Linked DNA regions of Homo sapiens: region 1 is linked to region 2. Evidence: read pairs that join two places in POLR2A ChIA-PET (ENCODE). Cell type or tissue: B cell. All regions are shown on one strand. Each heading gives the region's core, and the rest is flanking DNA. Links, peaks and the distances in the headings are about the cores only.

Region 1 (15,192 bases), core at 2,398-10,397, 120 kb after region 2:
GTGCTACCTCTGCACCACACGCTGCGCACACAACACCCCCTGGGCTGAGCGCACCCACTCACAGACGACAAAGGAAACTGGAGGATCAGTAATGAATGGCCACCAGCGCGCACATCCATGCCCCAATGCCAGCTCCCGGGTTGAACTCCTGGGTTGAACTGTTTACTGCGTGCCACCCTCCTGGGCAAACAGTCTTCGGCTAAGGCCCTCCCTTCCCAGATTCTCAGGTTCTACAAGTCAGTGTCTTTCCTCCGTTCACCCCAGCTCCCCAGGGCTGCTGATGAGCTGACCTAAGGCAAAGCAGGCAATGAGAACTGTGGAAAGGGACCCTGAGACACCGCTTGCTCTGAGCCGCAGCTGCGTAACAAGCTGCAGAAAACCCACCGGCACGAGGAAACCCTGGGGGCCTGTCTGCAGACCGTGCCGATGATTGCTTCCGTCTGGAAGAACCTCCCTTCCTCCCCTTGGTGTTTTATTGGGGGCAGTTTAGCTCTTTATGGGTGAAGTTAACCAAAAGAATATTAACTCCATTCTACACTCCCTGCATCTGACTGTTTTCCATTTGATGATGGATGATGTTTAATACCTCCCAGTCTGAGCACACTCTGGGTCTGTAAATACAGATCCTGCTTTATTGCTGTTTAATAACTATCACAATGGTTGGGGCTGGCCTTGTCTGCTGGGCTTAATGTTCCATGAGGGTCTCGTGGGAAAAGAAGCCAAAATGCATAAAAGAACCAGTGTTCCAGAATGGTAAGCACAGATGCACACACATGTGCGCACACAGCACTCACACATGTGCATGCTCAGACACATGCACACACAGAGCTCACACAGCACAGACATGCACACTCACATGCATACAGAGAGCTGCCTCTGCAGACACATGCACACTCACACACGTGCACTCACATATGCAGAGAGCTGACTCCACAGACACATGCACAATCACACACGTGCACTCACGTGCACACAGCTCACCAGTACAGATACATGCACACTCATGCTCAATGCACAGTTCACACAGATGTGCATGCACAGCTCACAAAGCACACGTGCACACTCACATGATCACATGTGCACACAGAACTCACACAGCACAACATACATGCGCACACAAGTACACACGTATGGACACACACATACACAGCACTCAACACAGATATGCACACACGTCTCCTACACAGAGCTCATGCAGCACAGACACGCACACAGTAATGCTCATGTGTGCATGCATGCACACTGAGCACCGACACGGGTGTGTTCATGAACACCCGGGTGCACGCATGTGCACACTGACGCACACGCGTGCTCTCAGACACCATGCTCCAGCACCCTAGTCGGGCAGCGGGGTAGGTGTAGAGGGACTCGGAGAATGAGCAGCTACCTGGGCTGCGAATCCTGCCTGTTCACCCAGGCAAGTTCCTTCATCTCATCCAACGACAAATTCCTGTTGCACAAACACGGGATTTCCAAATCTGAGCTCAGAATTCTCCAAGTGAGTTTTAAGTGAGATGATTAGAGGGATGTTAATGAAATGAGAAGTTACTCTGACGAATGCCAGCAGTGACCGCTATACATCGAATGCCCACTCACTGCAGGTCCCATGCCAGGTATTTAACATAGGATTTGTCAGGAAATAAATTTGATGAATGGTAATAAGCATCAACCACACTGCATAAGGCCTGGCACAGGGCAGGCAGGTGGGTCAGCCAGGAAGGGGCTGTCCCATAGGATGTTGAGTGATGGCCAAAAAGTCCCCCTCCGCCCCTCTGTGAAGAACCTCCTCCAAGACGAATGCAGAAAACCGCACTCAGCTGAACGGAGCTGTGATGGGAGCCTCCCGAGCCTGGCTGAGCCCCCTGTGCCACACCCCTCCAGCTTCAGGTGCTCTCCCCACTCCACAGTGACTCACAAGCCACCACTCCCACTTCCCCAAGCCAGCGCCAGGCCTTCTCGAGGCGAAGAGCTGTGCCGATTGTCACACTTGCCTGTGTCCAGCCACTGACCGCGTCAACCATGCTGCCATTTTCATCAGGGTCCCATCTTATTTTTAATGTGATTTTGTGTAGCAGGGTGACTTTTAGGAACACACATCACCTTAGAATAGAACTAACCATATGTTTGTTGAGTGAGTTGATGATGAACTACCTCACACATATATTTGAACATTACAATTTAAAAATATTTTCAAAGCATTCCCTCATGTAATCTGTGAATCGGCTCCCCGTGCAGATGGGGTGAGGCGTGCATGCTTCATTCTTCCAGAGAGGAAGCAAAGGCAAAGAGAGGGAAAGGGAGCTGGCGCCAGGCACAAGTGAGAGAGTGACAGAGCTCAGGTTCTAACAGGTTTTCTGATTCCAGCTCCTAGGCTTCCTCCCCCTAGAAGAGAGGAATTCCAGCAGGGCTGGCCTCAGGCCTCCACCTCCCTTCCCGGTGCCCCGCCCAGGGTCAGACCCTCTCCCTGCACAGTGGGGGCCCCCACTCCATGGCCTCTGCTGACTCGGAGCCGACTCAGTAGGTGGCTCATGCCCACCATGGGTGGCAAAAGGCTCGGGGGCAGCTCACCAGCTCACGGGCCTTCTGATGGCACTCAAGAAATTTAGTTTAAACACACACAGATTTTCAAAGAGGCGGTAGGAGGAAGGACTCACCTAGTCCGCCCAGGGGCCTCCTGCAGAAGCAAGATCTGTGCCTGGACCTCACAGACACCTGGGTCCAGCAGCATCCCCATGTCTTGCTGGAGGGCAGGAGCCACCCAAGGGGCACTGGGCACTGCCTGGCGTGGGTGGCCAGACTCGCTTCATCAGCACCAGTGTCCAGGAGGACTATCGAGCACTGTAATTCCCAGGGCACCTCATCCAATGTCTGCAGGCACCAGACCACAGGTTCACAGGGCACCTCATCCAACATCTGCTGGCACCATCTGCGGGCACCAGACCACACGTTCACAGGGCACCTCACCCAACGTCTGCAGGCACCAGACCACACGTTCACAGGGCACCTCACCCAACATCTGCGGACACCAGACCACACGTTCACAAGGAACCTCACCCAACGTCTGCGGGCACCAGACCACACGTTCACAGGGCACCTCACCCAGCGTCTGCGGACACCAGACCACACGTTCACGGGGCACCTCACCCAGCGTCTGCGGGCACCAGACCACACGTTCACGGGGCACCTCACCCAGCGTCTGCGGGCACCAGACCACACGTTCATGGGGCACCTCACCCAGCGTCTGCGGGCACCAGACCACACGTTCACGGGGCACCTCACCCAGCGTCTGCGGGCACCAGACCACACGTTCACGGGGCACCTCACCCAGCATCTGCGGGCATCACCGCCCCTTCCACCTGTTGCACTCCTACGAGAGCTAAGCCAGGTATGAGGCCAGACCAGAAACCAGAGACCAGGATGGAACCTCACGCGCCTGCTGGAAGCAGGGAATCCCCTAGCCAGTGCCTCAGACCCATGTCCACACCCACACGGGCAGACGGAAGCACCAGGCTGAGGGTGGTGAGCCAGGGGGTTCCTGGGCCGCCTCCACTCTGGCTGGTGTCAGGCTGTGGCTTGACCTTTCTGGCAGCTCCGTTGAAGCACCCACAGAACCATGGAGACCACAAGCCAACAGTGGCCTATCACCGGCCTGGAGAAAGTCCAGACACTTCACACCTTCTGACTGAGGCCAGGGACCTCTCCCAGGACCATGGACACAGGGACCCAGGCACCCACCCAGACTGTGGTGCAGGGAACTTACAAGGCTCTTGGGTGTGCCGTGACACCAAGGACAACTGAAGGGGCAGAGGCTGCGGAGGGAGCAGCCCAGTACCCCCGAGGGCGGCTCAGTCCTCAGCAGGCCCACCCACCTGTGCCTCACAGGCCAGGAGCAAACACACCTGTGCGGAACGGCCAGGTGAGGCTGGCTGTCACCTTTAACATCTCTGAATGTCTCCAGGAGGGGCCTAGAGAGGGTTCAGACACCACCACCAGGATGCTGCAGCTATTTTTAGTAGAAAGACTCAAGAGGCTTCCTTGGCAGGGAACCATGCCTTTGAGCATGACCATCAATTTTCACCTGCAGCTAACTTCCTTTCCTTTCAAGATCAAGGTTATTCAAAGATTTGGATTTCTTCGAAACTGAGTTTAAAGAGAGCATGTTTCTCTACCAAACAGGATAGGGGATTTTAAAGCACAAACAAGGACAATGTCAGGCCAAAGCCTGGGTAGGCAGGACAAGGTTCCGGGCCTGGTCCCTCCAGCCCTTCCCAGACACCCTGCAGGCCCTGCTTGTGTCCCCCCGAGGCTGGGCTAAAGCCACCTGTGCCAGCTGGATGATGCCTGGCCTGGGCACTGGAGGAGCCTCCCTGGGCTCCTCTCTAAGCCTCGGTCTCTCTGGTATAAACCTCCAAAGCTGAGGGGGACTGGGAATTCCACAGCCTCTCTCCTAGCAGGACACTCCAGGTTTCTCGTCCATAACCCACGTGGTGCTGTGGAGCCTTGGCCTACAGGACAGAAGGGGCTCCTGGGATCTGGATGAAGTGGTGGCGAGGGGGGCGCTGACCTTGTCCTTCAGGAAGAGCCACGTGGCTCAGCAGGCAAGATCCAAGACGTTTCAACGTGGTATGTTAGAAACTCACACTTAATGCAGAAAAGCCCAGGAACGAGACATTGAAACCGCACATGAAGACTGGGCCTTCCCTGCATCCGCCGGGTCACCTTGCTGTCCCCCACCTCCCCCACCCCCCCACCAGCTGCCCTGCGCCTGCCGGGTCACCTCGCTGTCCCCTACCTCCCCCAACCCCCCACCAGCTGCGCTGTGCCTACTGGGTCACCTTGCTTTCCACCCCCCACCACCCCCACCAGCTGCCCTGCGCCCGCCAGGTCACCTTGCTGTCCACCCCCCAACCCCATCCCCCACCAGCTGCCTGGGGCCCCTGAGGGCTCCTCAGAGCCATGGACAAGCTGAGCAGCAGGTGCCGTGTCAGGCTATACCACATGGGGTGCCAGAAACTGATTTCACTGGGAAGTCTTTTGTTAGGAGTACTCCAAGGGCAAGCGTCCTCTGGGAAGCGTGTTGGGAATGGATGTTTACAGGGGCGTCAGGCAGGGAAACAGCCAGGCGGAAAGACAACCATTCATGCAGAGTCAACACCTGTGCACCCCCTGCATTCCACGAAGGAGCCCCCGGCAGGCCAAGACCCACGCTCCGCACACATCAGAGAGGAGGGGCTGGCCTCAGAGAAGCGAGAGCAGGAGCAGGGTGACCACGGACAAGGGCAGAACCCTATCGTCCTCGCCACGCGCACAGCCACAGCTCCGCCACAGCCAGCCATGGCATGACTCCATATGCCAACAGGCTTCCCTGGCCCCTTCATGTGAGCAACAGAGCACAGGCAGCGGCGTAGTAGGAGCCCCAGGCCTGCCGCCACCACAGTTGGTAACAGCCTCAGGAAGACCACACAGACAGAATGCCCAACAGACAGCAAGCAACAGCACCCAGGAGGGCGCCGGACAGCTCACTAGGGCCCAGGCACAGCAGGCAGGGAGGGCGCCGGACAGCTCACTAGGGCCCAGGCACAGCAGGCAGGGAGGGGGCTGGACACTCACTGGGGCCCGGGCACGGTGCCCAGGGAGGGCACCTGACAGCTCCCTGGGGCCTAGGTATACAGTGGAAACCCTACTTACGTTTATAAGTCCTTATATCTTACAAATAAATGGGTGTGTTCATTATTGGCCGCAGGTCATACCTATCCTTTTTAAACAAATATGCACGTATCAGTGTGCAAATTCCACAGTTTTTATAAAGGGGTACACCATCAAAATAAACCTGGAGCAAACAGCTGGGACACAGCTACGGCAGCTGGCATGGGCATGGCCCTGGCGCCACAGACTGCTGCCCGGAACAGACAGAGGAACCGGGAGGGAGCTGGGGCCCCAGCCTGGAGCATGGGGGAGGGAGGCGCTGGACCTCCGGGGCCATGGGGAGATAGGAAGCCATGTGTCCCCAGCAGGACATGTGGGAGGAGGAAATCCAGAAGGGAGAGCTGCCCCAAGTCCCGGGACAGCGGAGGCTCCTCCACCAGCCTGAGGAGGGAACGGGTGGGTGCCGCCTCCAGTGCCTGCATCTGAAGGCCGAGCCGTCCCTGCCCTGGCACCTGCTCCCAGCCACTGCCTACCCTCCTGCTCTGCCACTGACAGCTACACGTCTTGCGACTTTGGTTGTTGGGAAAGTTGAAAGCAAGTAACACCCTCTTCCACATTGCTGACATTAGCTCAGGCATCAGAAGCAGAAGCCTCGGGATCTGCTACCTGGTAGCAGGCCCTTCCTGAAAACCGGTGAGTTTGGGGGCCGCGGAGGCCCATGCAGACGGTGAGGCTGGGACCAAGAGTCCTCCGGGCGGGGGCAGAGCACAGGGCAGGTGAGGCAGAGGCAGGAGAGCTGCTCCCTGGCCACTCCAAAGGCCTCAGCACCTCCTGTAGGTGAAGGAGTCCAATATTCACCAGGCATTTACTCAGAGCCTGCTGTATGCAAGGAACTGTGCCAGCCGCCGGTGAACAAGGGAGAAAAGGGCCTGCCTCAATGCTATGAGCCGGACGCCGGGGATGATCTGGGTTCCGGGAAGTAGAGAAGCTGTGTGAAGGCCCCAAGGCCCTGGCGGGCGGCAGGAAAGCAACGGGGAAGCAGAGGAGGCTGCAGAGGTGGGGCCCATCTTCCCCGCACAGCACGTTCCAGCCAGGGCCTGGGGACACGGGTTATGGGGGTGCCCCAGGCCAACAGGGTACAGGGCCAGGGACAGCCCCTGGGTGAAGCCAGGGAGCCTGTGACCCAGGCCCTGCATTCTGGGCTGCAGGTTTCAGTAGGCTCCTGTGACCGAGCTCTCCAAGTGTGATTTGCCACCATTAAGTGGACGCAGGCCATGACTCCTCAAAAAAGAAAGTAGACCTGGCTTCCACAGTGCTCCAGGGGCACCCGATTCTAGCCACCCTCAACACGGAGACCCGAGGAGACAGCCTTATCTCAGCAGCACCATCCAGAAATGCCCTCATCGGGGTTTCTGATGACACACCTGCCACCAGCACCCTTCTGCAGAGGGAGGCAGGGCGGGAGGGGTCAGGGCTGCACCCGGGTGCCCGCAGACAGGGCACTCCCACCAGGGCCAGAGCCCACGAGCACTGCTGCTCCCAGCCCACCTCCCCCAACACAGTGCTGTGGCCATCTCCTCAAATCTCCCTGAAAGGGCCAGGAGTTCCACAGCCTCACCTGGAACTGTCCAGAAAGTCCCACCCATGGGCGGGTGGGGACAGGACTGTGGTCTTTTCAAAGAGCCAAGAGTAAAGATGGGTGACCTGAATCCAGTGTAACGCAGCCTCCAAACTCCACGCACCTGAGGCAGAGACGGCGGTCGGGCGCACGTGGAGGGCTCGGGCTGGTGGAGGCGGTCCACGCTCCCACAACCCAACCTTCATCATCTTCACACTGGAGACGGGTAAAATGCATTGTTTTGATTTCACCGTATTTCCTAAAATTGCTTTTCTCCCTGGAATTTTTTTCTGCCACAGCCAGGTCCAGCTCCCTCTCGGAGGGAGAGTGCAGCAGTGTCTGTGACAAGGTTGGCTTTCTAATAACTGTGCAAATGGCTTTGTCCCATAACAAAGTGGACATTCTTTCCTGAATGGATGTAATAGAAATGTCAGTCTAGAAAGGTAATGGGAAAGGGCGATATATTAACACCTGGAAATTAAATTCCAAAGCCGAGAGAACCCTGCTTATCTGTGGAGGGAAGAGGCCCTCTCACTGAGCAGAGCAAACACGACCCTGGAAGCCGGGCTGGCCAGCGTCTCAGGGCCCCTCCTGCAGGCTTTGCACCGATCCAGGTGTACGTGGAGGGATGTGCTTTAAGTATGAACAAAGCAAGGTCTGAAGCTGAACTTGAGCTGCGCTCGGCTGGGCCGTGCCCTCGCAGTGATGGGAGAGCGGGGAACACATGCGGTACTCAGGGCTGCTCCTTGGACATCCCCAGAGGCTAAAGCCCAGGAGACAAGATGGGTTGCATGGGTCACAGTAGCAGGAGGAGCCGAGCGGTGGGGCCGGGACTCAGGGACGACGGCAGGGCCCGAACTCCATCTGTCCTGTGTTCACGTACACAGTGCAGAGCTTGTCACAAAGGGCGGGGGCAGCAGAGACAGAGGAAGCGGGGCCAAGCCTCCCTCCAGGCACTAGGCAGGCAGCACAGCGAGGCGGTGCGTGCCACGACAGCACCAGGCAGAGGCACGCCACAAACCCTGACAGAAAGCAGGGAGTGAATGAGCACACGCCAGGACGTGTGTCCTCTCGGAGGCAGACAGTGAGGACAGCAGGTAGGCAGTGGTCTTCAGAGGGAGCTGGGGGTGAGCCAGGCCTAGGGCCAGTCAGCAGCATCCACATCAGCTGTGTGACCCGGCCCCTGTGGCCCGCATCGTAGGGCACGATCCAGGCCTCTGCCACCCCTGACAGAACTGGCCCGGAGCAGCACAGGAGCGCCACCAGGGAACCGGTGAGACATGGGGACCGCAGGCTGCACCCCAGAGCTACCAAGTCACACTCAGATTTCCACGATCTCTACAAAAACACAAAAGAATTAGATGGGCACGGTGGTGGCACCTGAAGTCCCAGCTACTCGGGAGGCTGAGGCAGGAGAATCACCGGAGCCTGCGATGTCGAGGCTGCAGTGAGCCGAGACCACACTACTGTACTCCAGCCTGGGTGACACAGAGAGACCCTGTCTCAAAAAAAAAAAAAAAAAAAAAATCTAGGACCAGGCACAGTGGCTCACAGCTGTAATCCCAGCACTTTGGGAGGCTGAGGTGGGTGGATCACTTGAGGTCAGGAGTTCGAGACCAGCCTGACCAATATGGCAAAACCCCGTCTCTACTACAAATACATAAATTAGCTGGACATGGTGGCAGGCGCCTGTAATCCCAGCTACTCGGGAGGCTGAGGCTGGAGAATCGCTTGAACCCAGGAGGCAGAGGTTGCAGTGAGCTGAGATCATGCCACTGCACTCCAGCCTGAGTGACAGGGCAAGACTCCATCTCAAAAATAAATAAATAAATAAATAAAAAACACAAATCTAGCATCAAGGCTGGCCGCATGGCCTGGGCAGTCTCTATGCCACTCTTAAGCCTCGACTTGCTGGGCTAAAACGGGGCCACAGAGCTGACCCCCCGACGCCTCAGCGGGCGCCACAGGGAACATGATGACTGTCTGACACAAACCCCTGGAGGGTCACAGAGGATGATGCTTTCCAGATGACACAGCAGGTACTGGGTGTTATAAATACTCCCTTCAGTGCTACCTAAGACCAAAAATTTTCAGTATTAAAAAAGAAAGAGCAAGAGAAATCGTGCCGATCATGAAGCCTCAGACCTAAAGAGGGGTGTGGAGCAGAAGAGACGGCGATCAGAAGCAGCATGGGGCTCGCGCAGGCTCTTCTGTGGGAGGGATGGAGGCCCTCTGCTCTGCTCTGCTCTGCTCTGCTCTAGGGAAAGAGGGCTAGATCTCACACCCTCAGGGGAGGGAGGAGCACACAGCCAGATTTAGGCTCCCACTGGGGCAGAGGAAGAAACCACAGAATGGCTATCCAGGAAAGACGTGGAAGGAAGTACAAGACTGGCTCCACGACCCATCTGCAAAGCGACCCAGGAGATACCCACGTGAGCGAGGGCGGTGCTCACCTCGAACCAAGGCCCACCACAGAGCTCCCACGGGCTCCCACCCAGCGCCCATTATCACAGAGGGGTGAAGGACAAGTCCTACTCAACACTAGAACCAGGACAAGGAGTTGGTGTGGCTCCAAGAGGCAGCCCAGGGGGACTGTTGTGGGGCCACAGAAACCTACACAAGCGGCCGATCGCGGAGAGGAACACAGGCTGTGCTAACGCCAAAGCCCCTGGTCTTCCCACTGCACCACGACCACCTACGGCATTGCCACGGGGAAGCCGGGGAGACGTGGCACCTCGCCCCACAACCTTCCCAAGTACCCGTGCAGCTATCATTACCACAAACCAAGCCCCACCACGGTCTAGCACGGCAGATGGACACAGCTCTCCCCGCAGTGACCTTCTGGGCTCAGCAAGGGCGCCTGTTCACCGGCTTCCCACACCCTCCCTGACACACGAGCCCTAAAGCGCCTCCCTTTCTTCACAGCAGCCATCACCGCCTCAACGCGACTGACACCTGCCCCAGCCCCACCTAGAGAGGGGCCCTTGAGCTCCGAGTCTGCTGTGCAGCTCCCTGCTGTTTTCCACAGCACCTAAATGTGCCAGGCTCACAGGAGACGCACAGTAAGAATCTGGGGAATGACCGAGCGCGGTGCCTCATGCCTGTAATCCCAGCACGTCGGGAAGCCAAGGTGGGCAGATCACTTGACGTGAGAAGTTCCTGGCCAACGTGGCAAAATCCATCCCTACTAAAAATACAAAGAATTCACCGGGCATGGTGGTGTGCACCTGTAGTCCCAGCTACTCAGAGGCTGAGGGGAGAACTGCTTGAACCCGGGAGGCAGAGGTTGCAGTGAGCCAAGATTGCACCACTGCACTCCAGCCTGGACATCAGAACAAGACTCCATTCCCCCCACCGCCCCCCCAAAAAGAAGAAGTTGGGGAATGAAACATTAATGATCGAGTGAGTGAACTGAGTCTGGGTTTCTCCTTCTCAATCCCTTTTCAGCTGGCCAGTCCACCTGTATTATATGCTTTGTATGCGTTAAATCCTGCTGGAAGGCCAGACTTTCTAAATCCACAGAGAATATCAGAAAATGTTTTGAACTCAACAGTAACAAAAACAACCCGCATCAAAATTTATGGGGTAGGCCTTCGTGACAAAGACTCTTAGAAAAGCACAAGTTGGAGAGGATTTCATTAATTCAGTAAAGAGTATCACACAGAACATCTAGCACACACCACGCTTACTGATGGATTACCAAAGCGCCCGTCACAGCCTGAAGGAGACAAGGTGCCTACTGTCATCATTCCTCCATGACACTGCACCTGGAGGAAAGGGGCATGGAGAGAAGCAGGGCCGGAGAGGGAGTGTGGCCAGAGGAGAGGAGAGGCGCGGGGCTGGAGAGGGAGTGTGGCCAGAGGAGAGGAGAGGAGAGGCGCGGGGCTGGAGAGGGAGTGTGGCCAGAGGAGAGGAGAGGCGCGGGGCTGGAGAGGGAGTGTGGCCAGAGGAGAGGAGAGGCGCGGGGCTGGAGAGGGAGTGTGGCTAGAGGAGAGAAGCAGGGCTGGAGAGGGAGTGTGGCCAGAGGAGAGGAGAGGCGCGGGGCTGGAGAGGGAGTGTGGCCAGAGGAGAGGAGAGGCGCGGGGCTGGAGAGGGAGTGTGGCCAGAGGAGAGGAGAGGCGCGGGGCTGGAGAGGGAGTGTGGCCAGAGGAGAGGAGAGGCGCGGGGCTGGAGAGGGAGTGTGGCCAGAGGAGAGGAGAGGCGCGGGGCTGGAGAGGGAGTGTGGCCAGAGGAGAGGAGAGGGGCGGGGCTGGAGAGGGAGTGTGGCCAGAGGAGAGGAGAGGCGCGAGGCTGGAGAGGGAGTGTGGCCAGAGGAGAGAAGCAGGGCTGGAGAGGGAGTGTGGCCAGAGGAGAGGAGAGGCGCAGGGCTGGAGAGGGAGTGTGGCCAGAGGAGAGAAGCAGGGCTGGAGAGGGAGTGTGGCCAGAGGAGAGGAGAGGCGCGGGGCTAGAGTGGGAGTGTGGCCAGGGGAGAGGCGCAGGGCTGGAGAGGGAGTGTGGCCAGAGGAGAGGAGAGGCTTGAGGCTGGAGAGGGAGTGTGGCCAGGGGAGAGGAGAGGCGCAGGGCTGGAGAGGGAGTGTGGCTAGAGGAGAGAAGCAGGGCTGGAGAGGGAGTGTGGCCAGAGAAGAGGAGAGGCGCGGGGCTGGAGTGGGAGTGTGGCCAGAGGAGAGAAGCAGGGCTGGAGAGGGAGTGTGGCCAGAGGAGAGGAGAGGCGCGGGGCTAGAGTGGGAGTGTGGCCAGGGGAGAGGCGCAGGGCTGGAGAGGGAGTGTGGCCAGAGGAGAGGAGAGGCGCGGGGCTAGAGTGGGAGTGTGGCCAGGGGAGAGGCGCAGGGCTGGAGAGGGAGTGTGGCCAGAGGAGAGAAGCAGGGCTGGAGAGGGAGTGTGGCCAGAGGAGAGAAGCAGGGCTGGAGAGGGAGTGTGGCCAGGAGAGAAGCAGGGCTGGAGAGGGAGTGTGGCCAGACGAGAGAAGCAGGGCTGGAGAGGGAGTGTGGCCAGAGGAGAAGAGAGGCGTGGGGCTGGAGAGGGAGTGTGGCCAGAGGAGAGAAGCAGGGCTGGAGAGGGAGTGTGGCCAGGAGAGAAGCAGGGCTGGAGAGGGAGTGTGGCCAGGAGAGAAGCAGGGCTGGAGAGGGAGTGTGGCCAGAAGAGAGAAGCAGGGCTGGAGTGGGAGTGTGGCCAGAGGAGAGGAGAGGCATGGGGCTGGAGAGGGAGTGTGGCCAGAAGAGAGAAGCAGGGCTGGAGAGGGAATGTGGCCAGAGGAGAGGCACGGGGTTGGAGAGGCAGCGTGGCCAGAGGAGAGAAGAGGCGTGGGGCTGGAGAGGGATTGTGGCCAGAGGAGAGGAAAGGTGCGGGGCTGGAAAGGGAGCATGGCCAGGGGAGAGGAGAGGCAAGGGGCTGGCGGGGAAGCATGGCCAGGGGAGGGGAGAGGAGAGGCACGGGGCTGGTGGGGAAGCGTGGCCAGGGGAGAGGAGAGGCGCGGGGCTGGAGAGGGAGCATGGCCAGGGGACAGGAGAGGTGTGGGGCTGGCAGGGAAGCGTAGCCAGGGGAGAAGAGAGGCATGGGGTTGGTGGGGAAGCATGGCCAGCATCTCTCAGAGAGTATGAGTGTGCACGTCAAACACCAGCATCAGAGCAAGGTTGTCATGTGCAGGGTCAATGTGCAGGACCCAATGGTACATCCACAGGCCAGGAACACATACATAGAAGATCAAAGTCCAAGAAGACAACATGAAAACTGCGTCGAATGTTCAAATACGCAGGGCAGAAAGTCTAATGACATGTAAGAATCTACCCTAAAATCCATCAAACTTGCTGAGAGAAATTAAAGGCCATCAAGGTAAATGGTGGAACATGTGGCATTCATGGTTCACAAGATACGCCGATGCCGAGATACACCGATGCCGAGGTATCAAGATACGCTGATGCCAAGATACGCTGATGCCGAGATACGCCGAAGCCAAGATGCCGAGATGTCGAGATACGCAGATGCCAAGATACGCCGAAGCCGAGATACGCCGATGCCGAGATACACCGATGCCAAGATACGCAGATGCCAAGTTACGCCGATGCCGAGATACGCCGATGCCGAGATACGCCGATGCCGAGATACGCCGATGCCGAGATACGCCGATCCCGAGATACGCCGATCCCGAGATACGCCGATGCTGAGATACGCCAATGCCAAGATGTCGAGATATGCTGATGCCAAGATACACCGATGCCGAGATGTCAAGATACGCTGATGCTGAGATACACTGATGCTGAGATACGCCGATGCTGAGATAACGCCGATGCCGAGATAACGCTGATGTCGAGATATGCCAATATCGAGATAATGCCGAGACCGAGATAACGCTAATGTCGAGATACGCTAATGCCAAGATAAGCTAATGCTGTGCTTCACCTGGACACAGGGAAACACTGGAAGGAGGAGGCAACGACGACAGCATGGAATCGTAAACAAATAAAAAAAGAGCCCATGGAACACACCAGAAAGCCCTGAAGTGGACGGCCACGAGGGGTCCCCGGGCCACGGCCATGGCAGCGCCACGCGTGGGGAGAAGGCGGCCTTGCAATAGAGGCTGCCAGATCAACAGCATGTTTCACAGAACAAAAGCAGCAACATATAAAAGGTAAACAATAAAGTGTTTAGAAGAAAACCACTGAGTATCTTCACAACTTTGGCAGGCAAAGACTGTTTAATCATGACTCAAAAGCACCAGCATCAGCAAACGTCGGTGAGCTGGCTGCATGAACATCAACAGAGAAATTCCGAGAGTGAAAAAGCAAACCACAGGCTACGAGAAGATAACTAAATACGTTTCAACAAAAGACTTTCACATCCAGAGTAAAGAACTACAACTCAGTAAGAACAAGGCAAACAATCATTTAAAGGCCCAGGACGGATACAGTGGCTCACGCCTGTAATCTCAACACTTTGGAAGGCTGAGGCAGGCAGATCACGAGGTCAGGAGTTCGAGACCAGCCTAACCAACATGGTGAGACCCCATCTCTACTAAAAATACAAAACTTAGCTGGGCGTGCTGGCGCGTGCCTGTAGTCCCAGCTACTCATGAGGCTGAGGCAGGAGAATTGCTTGAACCCGGGAGGCGGAGGTGGCAGTGAGCCAAGATTGAGCCATTGCACTCCAGCCTGGGCAACAGAGTGAGACTCCGTCTCAAAAAATAATAATAAAATTAAAATAAAATAAAATAAAAATAAAAGCCCAAAGGGGTAGGAACAGAAAGCCTGTCCAGGTGCCCCCAGGAGTCGGTGTCTAACCGGCCAGTGAGCATGTAAAAAGCAGCTCAGCTTCACCAAGCCTCAGGAAAGTAAGAACAACAGCTTTCGAGTACAGGCCCCCACCAGGGAGAAAACCAAAGGCAGGAGGTGAGGACCCGGAGGGACCAGCACCATCCACACCCCAACAGGAGTGCCACCTGGCACAGTAACTCTGGCGGGGGTGGCAGCCCCGGGAACTGACCCTATGCCACACCTGGGCATGCCCAGCGCAAGGGCACCCAGGGGATCACCAAACGTCATACACGTGTTAAAACGTCCACGTCAGCAAGAGTCAACACCCCCATGCTGGAAACCATCCGATGTCGGGTACAGCCAAGTGTATTTTAAAAAGTGGTATTTTTATACAATGGAAAACTTAACAGAGTAATTAAGAAAAATCAACAAATCTCAGCTATACACAACACACATGACTCTCACAAAGATAACGTGTAATGGAAGCCAGGGACTAAAGAGTACAGGTATGTGATTCCAATATGTGACGCTTAAAAACAGGGAAGTGGGCCAGGCGCAGTGGCTCACGCCTGTAATCCCAGCACTTTGGGAGGCCGAGGCAGGCAGATCACCTGAGGTCAGGAGTTCAGGACCAGCCTGGCCAACATGGTGAAACCCCGTCTCTACAAAAATACAAAAAAA
Region 2 (15,192 bases), core at 3,370-11,369:
AATCTACGGGGAAGGAAGGATTCTGAGATAAATGGCCCTAGGGCAATTGTTTAGTGATCTGGAAAAAAAATCAATTTAGATCTCGACCTCATACCATACACCAAAATAAGTTTCAAGTAGATTAAATCTTTAAATATAAAAATAAGCTCAAAGAGCCCAGAAGAAAATAGAATTATTTATCAAATCACTAAAGTACTTACTAAGCTTAAAAGCAACGGAATTAACAGATAAGAGAGAACCTGAAGACGAGGGGTTCAGGTTCTGGGAAAGATGAAGAAACCAATCAGCCCTGTCTCTCCCTGAGGCAGCTCTGACGATGGAGGGAGTGCAGCCAGCAGCCGACTACAGACCTGGAGAGCCACAGGCTGCAGGCGGGCTGAGGTCGGAACCCAGAACCACTAGCATCACCAGCCCAGCGGCGAGCGCCCTGCTTCCAGCTGCGAGAGACATGCAGCTGGACCTGGCCGCGCCGCGTCTTTACTGCGCTGCACCCCACGAGCCACGAAGGCAGAGTCTCCATTCACACAGACCTCCCACGCCTCGCCTCAGCAGCTTGCCGTTGTCGGCGTGCTGTGGTGTTAGTGATGCCTGCAGATTTCATCTTCAGAAGAGTGAACAGAAACGGCATGTTTTTAATTTCGGTTTCCACATGTGCACTGCTATTGTGTAATATTTACAGAACTACACAGACACACGGACATATTTCTCATAAAGTGAGCTCAGCAAGGTTGCAGGATACAAGAGCCACACACAGAAATCCCGGGTGAACTCGCTCGACTCGTTTTTATCTTGTGATTTTCGACATAATCACGCCACCTGTGAAGAGGAAAAGGGTCGGTCCTGCCTTTCCAGTCCGTGTGCCTTCGACCTCCTCACCCTGCTGCCCATCTGGGGCTCTGGGACATGGACCAAGGCGGTGAGAGGGAAGGCCTCTGCCTGAGTCGGCGTTTCCCAGTCCCTCACCAGCCAGGTCTGCGGTGAGCTGCACGGTTTCTGCAGATGCTCTTTGGCAAACTTGGGGGTTCTCGGCTTCTCCTGGTTTGCCGAGTTTCCCCATGAACGTGTGTTGGGCCTCGCTGACTGCATTTGTGCATCCGTTGGTTTGGCCATGTAATTTTTCCTTTTGGCGAGCTGACGCGATGGATTGTACCAGCTGACGCTCGACACCAACCCAGCCTTGCACTCTCAGAAAACAGAAAATAGCCCCGCAGTGTTCTTCAGTTTTGCCACTGGTTTTGAAGTTGGGGTAAATGCTTGCTTCACAGAGTGAGTTGGGAAGTGCTCCCTCTTCTGTTTTCTTGGAGAGTTTTGGCAAATTGGTGCTAAGTTTTCTTTAAGTGTTTGGTAGAATTCACCAGAAAACCATCTGGGCCTGGAGATATCCTTTTTTGGAAGCTTTTTGATTGTGGATTCAGTTATTTAATGGTTCTAGGATTAATGAGACGATCTATTTCATACTGGGTGAGTTCTGCAGTCTGTGGTTGAAGCTTGCTGGAGTTTCTGTCACTGGTTGGGTGTTTGCCCTGGTGCTACCCAGTCTGGACTTGGGGACCCCTAAAACCTGGGAGTGAGCACAAGACGCACACAGCTTGTCAAGAGAAGCCTGAGAGGCAGTGTGGGAAATTCTGTCTGTCTCCATCCTCTTCTACCCTGACACCCAGGCAATCCTGCGCTCTTCCGCCCCGGCACCCTGGCACCCCCGCGCTCTTCCGCCCCGGCAGCCGGGCAACCCCGCGCTCTTCCGCCCCGGCACCCGGGCAATCCTGCGGAGGTACAGCCACAGCTGGACAGACGCCTAGAGCCCAAGAGTGGGCCCCTCCCTCCAGACAGGGTGCGTGGGGCATGTCCTGCCCTGTTCCAACGCTGTGGCTGGCGTTGGCCGTGAAGGCGGCTGTGGCCGTGGGACTGACTGCACAGCACAGTGGGCAAGCCTTGCCTGGCTCTGTGGCCAGAAGGCAGTGAAGGGAACCCTGGGTCACCTGGGAAGTGCTGGGTGCTCAGAGTGGCTCTGGAAGGTGCCCTCTAAGCTGGGCATGGGGCTCTGACCCTAATCAGCACCCCACAGGTGTGAGAGTTGGACTCTGAGCTAGACCACACCAGGACCCAGCCAGGACTGTGGAGGACACAAGGTTCAATGGCCTGGGAAACTCGGCAAAGAGCCTGAAATGGAAGTGCCATCAGGAAATGCTGAAACCAACAGAAATTTACATTCTCCAGAGAACTTAAGAAAGACCTAGAATCTCGGGATATTCAAAACATCCAGAATGCAATCTAAAATTAAGCAGCATGAAAAGAACCGGGAAAACAGAAACCTGCCAGGGAAAACACGACCAACAGGCGCCAAGATGACGGAGATGCTGGAATTATCGAGTGAGATTTTAAAGACGCTCCAAGAAGCAAGTGATTGGAAAACACAGACTTAACTTTTCACAGTATCTTAGAGATGATGCCGTGCCACTAAGCTTGGTGTAGAAAGCACATCACCACAGGAGTCCTTCTCGCGGCAGGGTGGCAGGCATTACACCCACACACGCTGGAACCCAGCAGACAATGTGGGCACATGAATTCCTTCCCGTCCTTTAACTTAAAACACCACCACACTTGGAGTGTCTGAAAGCCTCTCTCATCTGCACGGAGGGGAAAGGGGAGATTTCTTTGAGTGACTGCAGGTTGCTCATCAGAAACCACAGAAGCCAGAAGATGGGGAAACAGTGTCGATTTTTAAAGTGCTAGGAGACAAGAACCACTCTCCCAGAACCCCACATCCAGCAATGGTATCCTTCAGTAACGAGGTGGGGTGAGGACACTGCTGGGCAAGCAAACGCTGAGAGAACCTACTCTAAAGAAGCCCCGAAGGAAGTCCTGCCAAACCAGAAATGATCCCAGGGGAACCCAGGAACGCCAGGAAAGAAGGAAGAGGCAAAACCACAAACTACTTTTTGCCTCTTATGTTTTATAAAATAGGCATGACAGTTAAGAGCAAGAATTGTAATATTTCTTGGTGGGGTTTTCCACATATAGAGAGTAAGTACATAGGACTACTACAACATAAAGGGAGGCAGGGAGAAGCCTACGTCGTGGTGAAATCCTGACGTTTCCACCTGAAATGATAAAATATGAATTATAAGTGCACCGTGAAATGTTAAGCTTGCACATTGTAAACCACAGAAAAATCACTTTAAAAGTATACAAATAGATATAATAAAGACATAGATACATCAAAATGGAGTATAAAAAAGGCCAAATAACCTGAAATAGGTAGGAAAGAGAAAACGGGAATAAAAAATGGAGGACAAACAGAAAACTAATCATAAAATGTACCTAAATCCAAATGCATAAAAAATTACATTAACTATAAATGGCCAAAACACATCTATTAATCGGCAGAACACACATACCTATCAGGTGCACATGGGACATTTTGAGGTTATCAAATTATCAGCTACCAAATAAACTTTAAATTGCAAAGAAAGTGAATCGTAGAAAGTGCGTTCCCTCAACATAATGAAATTGAACAGAAATTACCCAGAAAATCAGGGAGAGACACTTTGAAATTAAAAAGCATCCTTCTAAATCTGTATGGATCACAGCAGGCATCCTAGTCTATTGGCGGCGCTATCACAGAATACCTGAGATTAATTTATAACGACCCGAAGTTTATAGGCTCACAGTTCTGGAGGCTGGCAAGTCCGAGATCAAGGCACCAGCTTCTGGCAAGGGCTTTCCTGAGGCGCCATCACATGGTGGACGGCAGGAGGGCAGATACAGAGAGCCAACTAACAGAAGCCCCTTTTACAACAGCACGAATCCACTCACCAAGGTGGAGCCCACGTGACCTCAACGCCTCCCAGGAGGCCCCACCTCCCAACACCATCACTCTGGGATGAAGTTTCCAACACGTGGACTTTGGAGGCCACGTTCAAACTATGGTACATCTTAATGGAAATTTGAAAATGTTTTGAACTGAACACACATAAAAATACAACATTATCAAAATGTGTGAAATGCTGCTAATGCAGCACTCAGATGCAAATTTCTAACACGGAACGCTTACGTTGGAAAGCAGAAAAGATCTCAAATATGCAATCTAATCTTCCACCTGAAGAGGCCAGAAAAAAAGGAGAGCAAACTAAAACTAAAGCAGGCAGAAGGAAGGAAACACAAAACTACAACAGCAAAATATCAATGAAACCAAAAACTAGGTCTCTAAGGAGATCAGTGAAATTTATACATCTCCAGAAAGGCTAACAGACAAAAAAAGAAAAAAGAAAAAAAAAGACATAAACGACCAGTATCAGGAAGGAAGGAGTACCGCTACGAACCCAGCAGGCACGATAAAATCAGCGAGGCAAGAGCACAGACAATTCACTGCTCATACATTTGATCACAGATATAATGAACCAGTTCCTCACAATAAAAAAAACCCCAAAACCTACATTCTACCAACATTCAGCTGAGATGAAAGAACTCACTATTCCTGTAATGATTAGAACCTGCCACAACCACAATCCCTAGGCCCAGATGGTTTCACCAGCAAATTCTACAAAACATTTAAAGAAGTAACACCAATTCTATATAATCTCCTCTAGGACATAAAAGGGGGAATACTTCCAATTCACTTCATTCATTACGTGTATACTACAACCAGACAAGGGCAGTACAAGAAAGCTACAGACCAATATGAACACAGACGTGAAGATTACTGACGATGTCAGCAAGATGAACTCAGCAACATGTAAAAATACTATGCCATAACCAAGGGGGGGGTTTATTCCAGGAATGCAGAGTTGGCTCAACGTTGGAAACTTCCCAAAAAAATCACAATGACACACTGTCAATCACACTAACGGTGTAAGGGAAAAAAAACATACGATCCCATCAATTGATGCAGGAAAAGCATCTGACAGACGCCAACATCCTACATGATAAACACTCTCAGCAAACTAAGAATGGAAAGAGCGTTTTCAGCTTGATAAGGAAAAACCACAAATAAACTGCAGCTAGCAGCACGCCTCATGGAGGAGGATGGACTGCTCTCCCTGCAAGGTGAGGAGAAAGGCCAGGATCTCTGTTGCCCCATCTCCTACTCAGCACCATACTAAGGTCCTAGACAGGGCAACACAGCAAGAAAACAAAATAGAAGACATATGGATCTTAACAAAATAAGCAAAACTGTCCCTATTCACAGGTGCTATGACTGCAAAGGATTAGAAAACAAAATCAAAACAGCAACTAACCCAGATGTAAGAAGTGAGTTCAGCAAGGTCATGGGTTACAAAGCCAGCATAAACATCCGTCATACATCTACACACACGCACTGAACACCTGGGACCCATAAAAACAAGCCTACAAATAATTACATAGCTCCAACACTAACAATAAAACCAACAAAACCATGTGTATTTCTAACAAAAAAGGGGTGGGTGGGTACGGTGAAAACCACAAAATGTGGATGAAAGAAAATAAGAAGAACGTAAATAAATGGAGAGCTACATTGTGTTCATGTATCGGAAGACTCACTGCAACCAAGATGTAGATGCTCCCCAGACTGACTGACAGATGCAGTAATTCCTCTAAAAATCTGAGCAGGCGTTTTGCAGGTAAAGACAAGCTGAATGTAAATCTTGTCCATAAAGTGGGGGATTGTGCTGCTGATTTCGAGACTTACTACGAAGCTACAGTAATCAATACCGTGGGGTGTTATTAACAGCAAAGGAACAGACGCTTAGATCAAGGGAACAGAAGAGAAGGTGTAGAAAGAGACCCCCATAACGCATGGCCAACTGGTTTTGGACAAAGGTGCAAACATAATTCAATGGTGGCAGGACAGTCAGTTCAATAATAATGGCACAATTGGACATCCATATAAAAACAAAAAAGAAAAGTAGCTTGAACTCAAGCTCACACCATGGGCAAAAACTAACTCAAAATGGGTCACAGATTTAAATGTGAACTTAAAACCTTTTAGTAGAAAACAAGAAAAAATATGTTTGGCCTGGAGTTATGCAGAGAGTTTCTGGATCTGACCCCTATAAAAGAAAACCTGATCATCAGCATGCACCCAGATGAAAAGCATTTGCTCCGAGGAACACAGGGTCAGAAAATGAAGAGGCTCGTCACGGGCTGGGAGAAGATATTTATCAGCTATATACTCAACTTGGATTCACCCCAAACTCAATACTAACAATTCAATTAAAAAATAGGCAGCACCAAGCAGCACGTGGGGGGCAGCTACTTCTCCAGACAGTGGAGAGCCACCAGCTCGTGCCCGAGGCCTTGGCTGACGTCACATCACTTCTGTCTCCAGCACTACAGTCGGAGCCCACGACGGAACACCTGCCACACCTGCTGCTGCTCCCCACGACCCGCCGGTCCCTAGAGGAGCCCATGACGGAACTCCCGCCACGCCTGAGACTGTTCCCCACCACCCGCCGGTCCCTAAAGGAGCCCACGACGGAACTCCTGCCACGCCAGACACTGCTCCCCACCACCCGCCAGTCCCTAGAGGAGCCCACGACAGAACTGCCACACCTGACACTGCTCCCGACGACCCGCCGGTCCCTAGAGGAGCCCACGACGGAACTCCTGCCACGCCAGACACTGCTCCCCACCACCCACCAGTCCCTAGAGGAGCCCACGACAGAATTGCCACACTTGACACTGCTCCCCACGACCCACCGGTCCCTAGAGGAGCCCACGACGGAACTCCTGCCACACCTGAGACTGTTCCCCATGACCTGCAGGTCCCTAGATGGCAGGACCCAGGCAGACGATCTCAGCTTGGCACAGGACTGGGCCAAACAGGCATGGTCCTGCACTTCAGACGCCAGCCCTTCTTCTCCAACTCCCACTAACTGCCGAACAGGGCTGGAGCCCCTGCACCCCCATCCCATTTGAACCGCTCAGCTGTCGGCATTGCACGGTGTTTGTACTGAGCAAACAGAGGCGTGGGCAGGTGGCGGCCCTGCCCAGGTGGCACGGGGTGGGGGCATGACGTAAACACAGGCCTGTGCCACGTGAGAGCTGGGCACTGATTTCTGGCCGTGGGAGGGCACAGCTGGCTTGGCACTGCCAGGCCAATGGGTAGCTCTCCACAGTGCTTGTCCTGGTGGTCCACGGAGCAGCCATTAGGGCACCTCACTGAGGCCACCTGTGGGGCCAGCGCCAGCCAAGCAGGAAAAGTGTGAGTCCTGAGACTGCAGAGGACACGCGCCGATACAGACAGAAGCAGTGCACAGGACGCAACAGAAAGGCAGTCACTGCTCCCGTCCTCAGCCCAGGCAGGGACACCAAACCAGGCCTCCCCTCGAGGGCACCCTCCTCCCTGAGGCCGAGCAGGTGGATTCCAGGCAGAGCAACTCTGTGGCCAACCATCTTCCCCTCCCTCCTCCCCTCCCGGGCCTCCCCTCTTTTCTTCCACCTCCTCCCTTCTCCTCCCTGGTATCTCTTCTCCCTCTTCCTCGCTCCTCCATCCTCCCCCTGCCTCCCTCCTCCCCAAAGACACCTCTAGGATCAGCTGTGCCCACACAGGCAGTGACAAATTTGATCACCTTCAATGTGCTGCTAAGATTATTTTAATATTAATGCATTCCCTAATTAAGCTGCAATTAACAATCTCCCTGGCCCAGCCTGGACGTGGCAGGGGGGCTGAGTGAGGAGTCAGAGCCAGCACGGGAGGCCGGGCTTTGGGGCTCCTATCCGCCAAGGGCCCGTGCCGATGGCAAGGGTTGTTTAGTGACTGCCTTGTCAAAGACACCAGGAAAATCACAAGGGTGTTCCTGCCTGAACTTCCGAGCAGGGACTCAGATCCCCGAGAGCAGGGGCCTCTTTATGTGTTTCTGTGTCTTCTCTGACCGGAGGTCTGGGGCCCACACCAGAGACAGCCCTTGGGGAAGCCGTGGCAAACACGAAAGGGAGCTCTTGACTCTGCAGCCCCGCTGCCACGTCCCCTCGCCCATCCCCCACTGCCACGTCCCCTCGCCCCGTCCCCACTGCCACGTCCCCTCGCCCCGTCCCCACTGCCACGTCCCCTCGCCCCGTCCCCACTGCCACGTCCCCTGCCCCGTCCCCACTGCCACGTCCCCTCATCCCGTCCCCACTGCCACAACCCCTCATCCCGTCCCCTACTGCCACATCCCACCACCACGTCCACACTGCCACGTCCCCTCGCCCCGTCCCCCACTGCCACGTCCCCTCGCCCCGTCCCCACTGCCACGTCCCCTCATCCCGTCCCCACTGCCACAACCCCTCATCCCGTCCCCTACTGCCACATCCCACCACCACGTCCACACTGCCACGTCCCCTCGCCCCGTCCCCACTGCCACGTCCCCTCGCCCTGCCCCCACTGCCACGTCCCCTCATCCCGTCCCCACTGCCACAACCCCTCATCCCGTCCCCTACTGCCACATCCCACCACCACGTCCACACTGCCACGTCCCCTCGCCCCGTCCCCACTGCCACGTCCCCTCGCCCCGTCCCCACTGCCACGTCCCCTCGCACAGTCCCCGATGCCACGTCACCTCGCCCCATCCCCCAATGCCATGTCCCCTCGCCCCGTCCCCAGTGCCAGGTCCCCTCGCCCCATCCCCCAGTGCCACGTCCCCTCGCCCCATCCCCCAGTGCCACGTCCCCTCGCCCCGTCCCCACTGCCACGTCCCCTCGCCCCGTCCCCACTGCCACGTCCCCTCGCCCCATCCCCCACTGCCACGTCCCCTCGCCCCATCCCCCACTGCCACGTCCCCTCGCCCCGTCCCCACTGCCACGTCCCCTCACCCCATCCCACCACCGTGTCCGCTCACCCCACCTCACCGCTGCGTCCCCTCGCCCACCCCACTGCCACGTGTCCCCTTGCTTCGTCCCACCGTCACATCCCCTTCACCTTGTTCCTTGGGGGCCCTGATTCCCCAGAGCAGGAAGAGACATCTGCTGACCCCCGAGATGCTGGGTGATCAGGGTGTGAGGGGACTCCCCTGGGACTTGCTTCCTGGTGGGACACTGGGCGCTGTCTCAGGCCACGCGGCTCCCCCTTAAGCCAGTGACAGGCCTGCCATCTGCAGACCTGCTGGCCTGAAGCCCTCACAACTTACCCTGGTCTCTCTCGTGACCCAGGAGACCCACCCCTAACCCATGCTCAGGGCCAGCCAGGCCGGGGAGGAGCATCCGTCTCTGTCTCAGGCTCACACCTGCCATCTCACCCTTTGCAGGGACTGTGCAGGCAGCCTACCCACGGTCACAGGAGCGAGGGCGCGTCGTGGGGTCCACGTCAAGGGTCTGCTGACACCACGGGAACACCCCCAACTCCTCACCCCACCCACGGTCACAGGAGCGAGGGCGCATCATGGGGTCCATGTCAAGGGTCTGCTGATGCTGTGGGAACACCCCCAACTCCTCACCCCACGCACGGTCACAGGAGCGAGGGCGCGTCGTGGGGTCCACGTCAAGGGTCTGCTGACACCACGGGAACACCCCCAACTCCTCACCCCACGCACGGTCACAGGAGCGAGGGCGCGTCGTGGGGTCCACGTCAAGGGTCTGCTGACACTGCGGGCACACCCTTGCTCCTCATCTGGAGAATGGGGAGGGGACAGCCCTCTCTGGCAGCAAGCGGCGTGACCTGGACTTTTCTCTTTTTAACTTTAGATTTACATGCACATGAGTTAAGAGCCCAGGAATTCTGTGGGGTGTGTCAGGGAACAGCGGTCTCCACACTTCTCATTTCCTTCCTTTCTCTCCAGAGTCCACCATGTTCACCTCTCAGCCGATCATGTCGGTATTAACTGCATTTCTCTGGAATACACATTCTGTGGCTCCTTCTGGACTTGAGCGCTCGGACGTCCTGCTGACTTCCCGAGAGACAGCGAGGCTTCAGCTCTCCCTCCCTCCCACCCTGCAACACGCGTCTCCCTCCTCCTGGTCCCCTTTCTTAATATGAGGCTCAGGGCTGTGTTCAGATCAGGCCTCAGCTCCCTTACGACTGTGTGAGGCTGCTCAGGGCCAGCTCAGAATGCAGGACACTGCTGCTTCTGCTGCTTCTCATGCAACTCTGCTGTCCCCAGAGCCAATGGTCGTCCTGCTTCCCACGCACTCAGCCTTCTAGGTGCTCATGGCTCTTGGCAGCCATCCCTCTTTGCCAGCTGTCTACACAGGTGCTTCCCAGTCTTTTTGTGCGGGGCAGCAAACCTAAAACCTGAGAAATGTGTGTGGCACGCAGGGAAGGAGGAGGCTGCCAAAGAGTGACCCAGGGACCTGGGGACCAACGTCCATGGCAGCCCACGCCTGGCACACACGTGTGGAAAGCTCCGGTCCGCATCATGACACCCAACGCACCAGGTTCTGTCCTAGAATCTCTGGTGGGTTCCAGCCCCCGCTGGAGGCTGCCCAGGCTGGGGGCTTCCTTCTCTGCTCTATATCCCAGAAACTCTGGCCCGTTCTGGCCCCTGCCAGCTGCTCCCCAGGCCTAAGGCTTCCTTCTCTGCTCTATATCCCAGAACCTCTGGCCTGTTCTGGCCCCTGCCGGCTGCTCCCCAGGCCTGAGGCCTCCTTCTCTGCTTCCGCGGCAGAAGCCCCTGTGGTCTGCTCTGCGTGCCACAGCCACACTCTTTCCTGGTTTACTCCCTCATCCTTTGGGAGTGCATCCTCTGCCAGCTTCCTGAGAGACGGTGCGGGGCCGTCAAGTTTTTAAGGCCTTGAACCCTGCAGATGCCCGTACTTCTTCCTTCAGACCTGATGTGGGGCTGGGGGGCTATGAGATCCCGAGATGCAGGTCACTCTGCTAGAAACTCGGAGGTGCTGCTGCTAGGAAACGCTAGATGACTGATCCCGGATCCTTTGACAAGTGACCTCTGTGTTTCTTCTCTGAAGTTCTCAGGGTCTTCCTTTCGTCCTGTGTCCTGAATCTTCATGCTGCCGCACACTGTGCGGGTCTATCCCCAACCACAGACAGCCCAGTCTGAGCCTCTCCCGGGAGGCAGGGAGCTGCGTCCTTCCTTCAGGGAGACGTCCTTGAGGCACTTCTGTTATCATCTGCTTTTTCCCTGTTCCCTCCTTCCATGTTCCTGTTGTTCAGACAGTGGGCTGTACCTCTAATGTTCTTACTTCTCTTCTCCTGTTTTCCATCTCGTTGTCTTTACTTTCAGACTTTCTCAACGTTACTTTACAAATCTTCTTAGATTTCCATTCACTGTTCCCTACTTTTGCCTTCCCCCTGCTCACTGCTTTCTCTTGGTGTGTGTTAAGCTGCCCTGTTGTTTGGTTGCTGAAGCCCCGTCTTCTCTCTGAGGAGATCCAGGAGACAGTTTTTGGAGATTTTCTTTGCTGGGACAGTGGGTTCCCTCCCCGCTGACGCTGTGTTTCTCTGCGTTTCGCTGTGCTCTGTTTTCCCTGCTCGTTTCCTGTCCTTTCCCTTGGGCTGTCTGACAATCCCTGGGTATCAGCTCCTCACTAGGGGAGGGCACTAGGGGCCCAGGGATACTCCGGGTAGGAGCATGGAGCCGTCTGCCACGGTTTTCCCCAGGGAGCGATCCATGGGAGCTGTCGAGCTGGGGAACTGCCAACGCCAGGTCCTTCTGGGCTGCTCGGATACACAGGGAGGTCTTTCCACCATAGCCTACAGGGTCACACCTGCTGCCCGTGTTCTGCAGGGCACGTGGCGGGGGTGTGCGATCCAGGCCCACACCTGCATCTATCAATCCGGGCTCAGTTCAAGCCTGTTGTCCTGACTTGGGTCTGTCCAGGGACCTTGCCAGCCCTCTCCAGAGCAGCGGTCCACAAACGCGCTGAGCATCCGCGTGGTCTGTAGGGCTGCCTAGCACAGACTGCCGGCCGCCCCCAGGCCTCTGGCTGAGCAAGTCTGAGATGAGACCTGAGAATCCACATTTCTAAGAGGCTCCCAGGGAGGCAGCGGCCGACCTGGGTACTGCACTTTAAGTATCACTGCTCCAAGAATAAACTGCTGGCTTGTTTTGGAGTCTTCATCTTTCCCGGGGAGCGGCAACTGCCCAGGGCACACAGATGGACAGATGGTTCCGGGGACCCATCTCTTAATTCAGCAATCAAGCCTCCAGATCCACTGTGCTTCAGTCAGTGGCATCCCTCCCCTAACGCCACTTGCAGCCAGTTCCTGGGCTGCGTTGGAGTTTTGAGGTGTAACTCAGGCGGGTTCTCAGCTCCACCCGCCGCCGGCTTAGATTCCGGTTTCCCAAGTCTACTCAGTCCTTTCACTGCTCACCCGCCAATTCCAGACTCCAAAAGTCTGCCTCTGTATCCTCTCCCTCTGTGGGGTTAGGCCTTACATAAAACAGAGGCCACCAACACTGTGATTTTTGGGGGCACAGACACGCGCTGCATCAGCCACTGGGGCCTGGACGCCCGACCCACCCTCACCTCCTGGTGGCGCCATGTGGCGCGGCCCCCACTATCCCAGGCCTCTGCTCATCCTCCCCTTCCTGCTTCCAGACCACGCTGGCCCTGACTTCTCCATGGTCAGCTCAGACACGCCTCTTCGCACCCCCCACTCCCAATCAGCCATGGCCCGGGCACCTGTCACAGCCAGATGCCGACCACCCGCGTGCCTGAGACGCGCAGAGACCCAGACAAGAGGTTAACGAACAGACGGGCGAACCCGAGACAGGCAGAGACCCAGACAACAAGGGAAGGAACAGACGGGAGAACCCAAGATGCGCAGAGACCCAGATAACAGGTGAACAAACACACGAGCGAACCCTAGACAGGCAGAGACCCAGACAACAAGGAAAGGAACAGACAGGTGAACCCGAGATGCGCAGAGACCCAGACAACAGGGGAACAAACACACGAGCGAACCCGAGACAGGCAGAGACCCAGACAACAGGGGAACGAACAGACGGGCGAACCCGAGACAGGCAGACACCCAGACAACAGGGGAACGAACAGATGGGCGAACCCGAGACAGGCAGAGACCCAGACAAAAAGGGAAGGAACAGACGGGCGAACCCGAGATGCGCAGAGACCCAGACAACAGGTGAACGAACACACGAGCGAACCCGAGACAGGCAGACACCCAGACAACAGGGGAACAAACAGATGGGCAAACCCGAGACAGGCAGAGACCCAGACAACAGGTGAACGAACAGACGGGCGAACCCGAGACGGGCAGAGACCCAGACAACAGGGGGACAAACAGACGGGTGAACCCGAGACGGGCAGAGACCCAGACAACAAGGGAACGAACAGATGGGCAAACCCGAGACGGGCAGAGACCCAGACAACAAGGGAACGAACAGACGGGCAAACCCGAGACGGGCAGAGACCCAGACAACAGGGGAACAAACAGACAAGCGAATGGGTGCACAGCCAAGGCACAGGCCCGTGACAGCAGGGGATGGAAGGCCCCTTCCCAAATCCTCTCCCAGGGTGCAGAGCCACCTAAAAATATGGCTCCAAGTCTGCATCCTCAGCTCCGAAACTTGCCAATAACACCTGCAGAATGCAGGGCGGAGAGGGAGCCACGGCTGGACCAGAAAGGGGGCTGGGGACATGGGGGCTCAGGCCCTCACAGCCACAGTGGAGACCGGGAGCAGCCCTTGTGCAGGTGGGGAGCTGGAAAGGAGCCCCCGACTGCCATCAGCTCGCCCCTCAATCTGGCAACACAGGCCCCCCCTTCTGGCTTTTGTCCTCCAACCCCACCATACTACTCCAGGAGGGCACACCACCCGCTAGCCAGCCACTAAGCCCCTACCTGCCGGCAGGGTGCGCCCAGACTCAGGGCAGTCTTGGCTTATGGGGGTGGGGCACAAGAGGGAGGGAAGACCCCACCTAAGACCCTCCCCACAAAGGAGCGGGGCAGAGGACAATCACTCCTGATACATCAGCCTGGGTGCTGGGCTGTGGGAAGCGGACAAGTCACCGCCACACAACCTCTGCACCTGCATGCTCACAGGGAATGCTCTCCCACAGTACAGGGCGCGATGGCAAGTAGGTGGGAAGAAACAGAAGAAGGTATCATCGGATGAAAGCTGAGTCTGAAATCACCTCGAGATGCCAAAGGCCAGAAAGCAGCAGCCTCCAGGCCCCACCACAGATGAGCCTGCAGACACCCCCAAGGGAGGGGGCTGGCAGCCGGGTGGCTCTAACACAGGAGCAAGGGGACGCCGGGCCACGCTCCAGGCTGCTGCTAAGGGCTGGACAGGGAACCCTCCCCCAGGTCCCCCCAGAACCAGGAGCGTGGGGCAGTGCCCAGCTCCCTCCAACAGCAGAGAGCAACACAGGGGGCAGGGGTCTCCTGAGCCCCACAGCCTCGCTGGGGGTGCAGACTGCACAGTGACTCTGGACTCCCAGCCCTGCTCCTTCAGGGGCACCCTGCAGAGTCGACACAGCCCCGGCAGCACCCTCCGAGGCTTGGCGTGGGCAGACCCCAGCACCACCTCCCCACATCAGGGGATAGGCTGGCGTTCCAAAGGCCGTGGGCCTCATGTAGACCTGGAGGGTGTGGGCAGGCCCTGCTGGCCCTCATGGAGGCCTCATTCTTCCCTGGGACGCCACAGGCCTTGGCCTCAAAGGGCTCTCTGGACGCCATGAAGCACACTTAAGCTGGTGAGAGATGGACTTGTTTTCGTGGAGGACTGGATTTACTTGTGATTAATGGGGTACATATAAACTGACAAATGATACGAATTAGTTTAAGGGCCTGAAATTTCAGCCCCTTGCTTCTCCACAGCTGCCTGCAGACTCGGATGGCTCCACCTGTTTGCACAACCCCACGGGGCCATGGGGACACGGGGCCAGGGTGCTCTGCCCCAGCAACCACCAGACCCGGCTGCCCACAGGGGAGGACAAACCCTCTGGGGATGACAGGCAGGGGCGCCTGAGGCTGCCCCAAAGGCGCACGGATGGACCTACCCACGGAAGGTCGAGGATGGCAGGGACCGGGGGTGGGGGGTGCCTACCTGCCACCTCCTTGGACGATGGCAGACTCGCGGCGGCAGCCTCAAGGTCGGCTGGGACGGTGCCTCCTCTCTCCATGGCGCGCAGGAGCCCGCGCAGTCGCTCGCACTCCGCCTGCAGCTGGCTGTGGTCCTCGCGCAGGCGCTGCCTGGCCACACTGGTGGGGTTCAGGCTCATGTGCAGCACTTTGGTCCTGCTCTGGTCATAGTCACCCTGCAGGAACACACACAGCACAGGTCACCATGGCCCAGGCACACACGCAGCACGGGTCAC

The links. Peaks named below come from ENCODE experiments on the same cell type or tissue, not always from the same donor. Only the 100,000 strongest peaks of a DNase experiment are listed, where the experiment ranks them.
Region 1: POLR2A ChIA-PET joins it to region 2 with 11 read pairs; 3 of 35 experiments call an interaction of 5 or more read pairs at or near these places.

What each region holds. Positions count from the first base shown.
Region 1 is chr7:2,046,901-2,062,092 of GRCh38, forward strand. The region is part of intron 12 of MAD1L1 (mitotic arrest deficient 1 like 1); the gene reads right to left. Among named protein-coding and RNA genes, the nearest start is that of SNORA114, 35 kb to the right of the region's middle. RefSeq lists enhancers at 2,566-3,169, 8,228-8,743, 9,232-9,785, 9,786-10,338. In B cell, for the core only: no CTCF peak of the experiment used is centred there; no DNase peak of the experiment used is centred there.
Region 2 is chr7:1,921,766-1,936,957 of GRCh38, forward strand. MAD1L1 (mitotic arrest deficient 1 like 1) reads right to left here. Exons shown (of 19, transcript NM_001013836.2): 17 at 14,922-15,132. Among named protein-coding and RNA genes, the nearest start is that of MIR4655, 85 kb to the left of the region's middle. RefSeq lists enhancers at 8,947-9,895, 10,149-10,318. In B cell, for the core only: no CTCF peak of the experiment used is centred there; DNase peaks (open chromatin) are centred at 4,336, 5,286, 6,376 and 6,776; H3K4me3 peaks cover 924 bases; H3K27ac peaks cover 3,153 bases.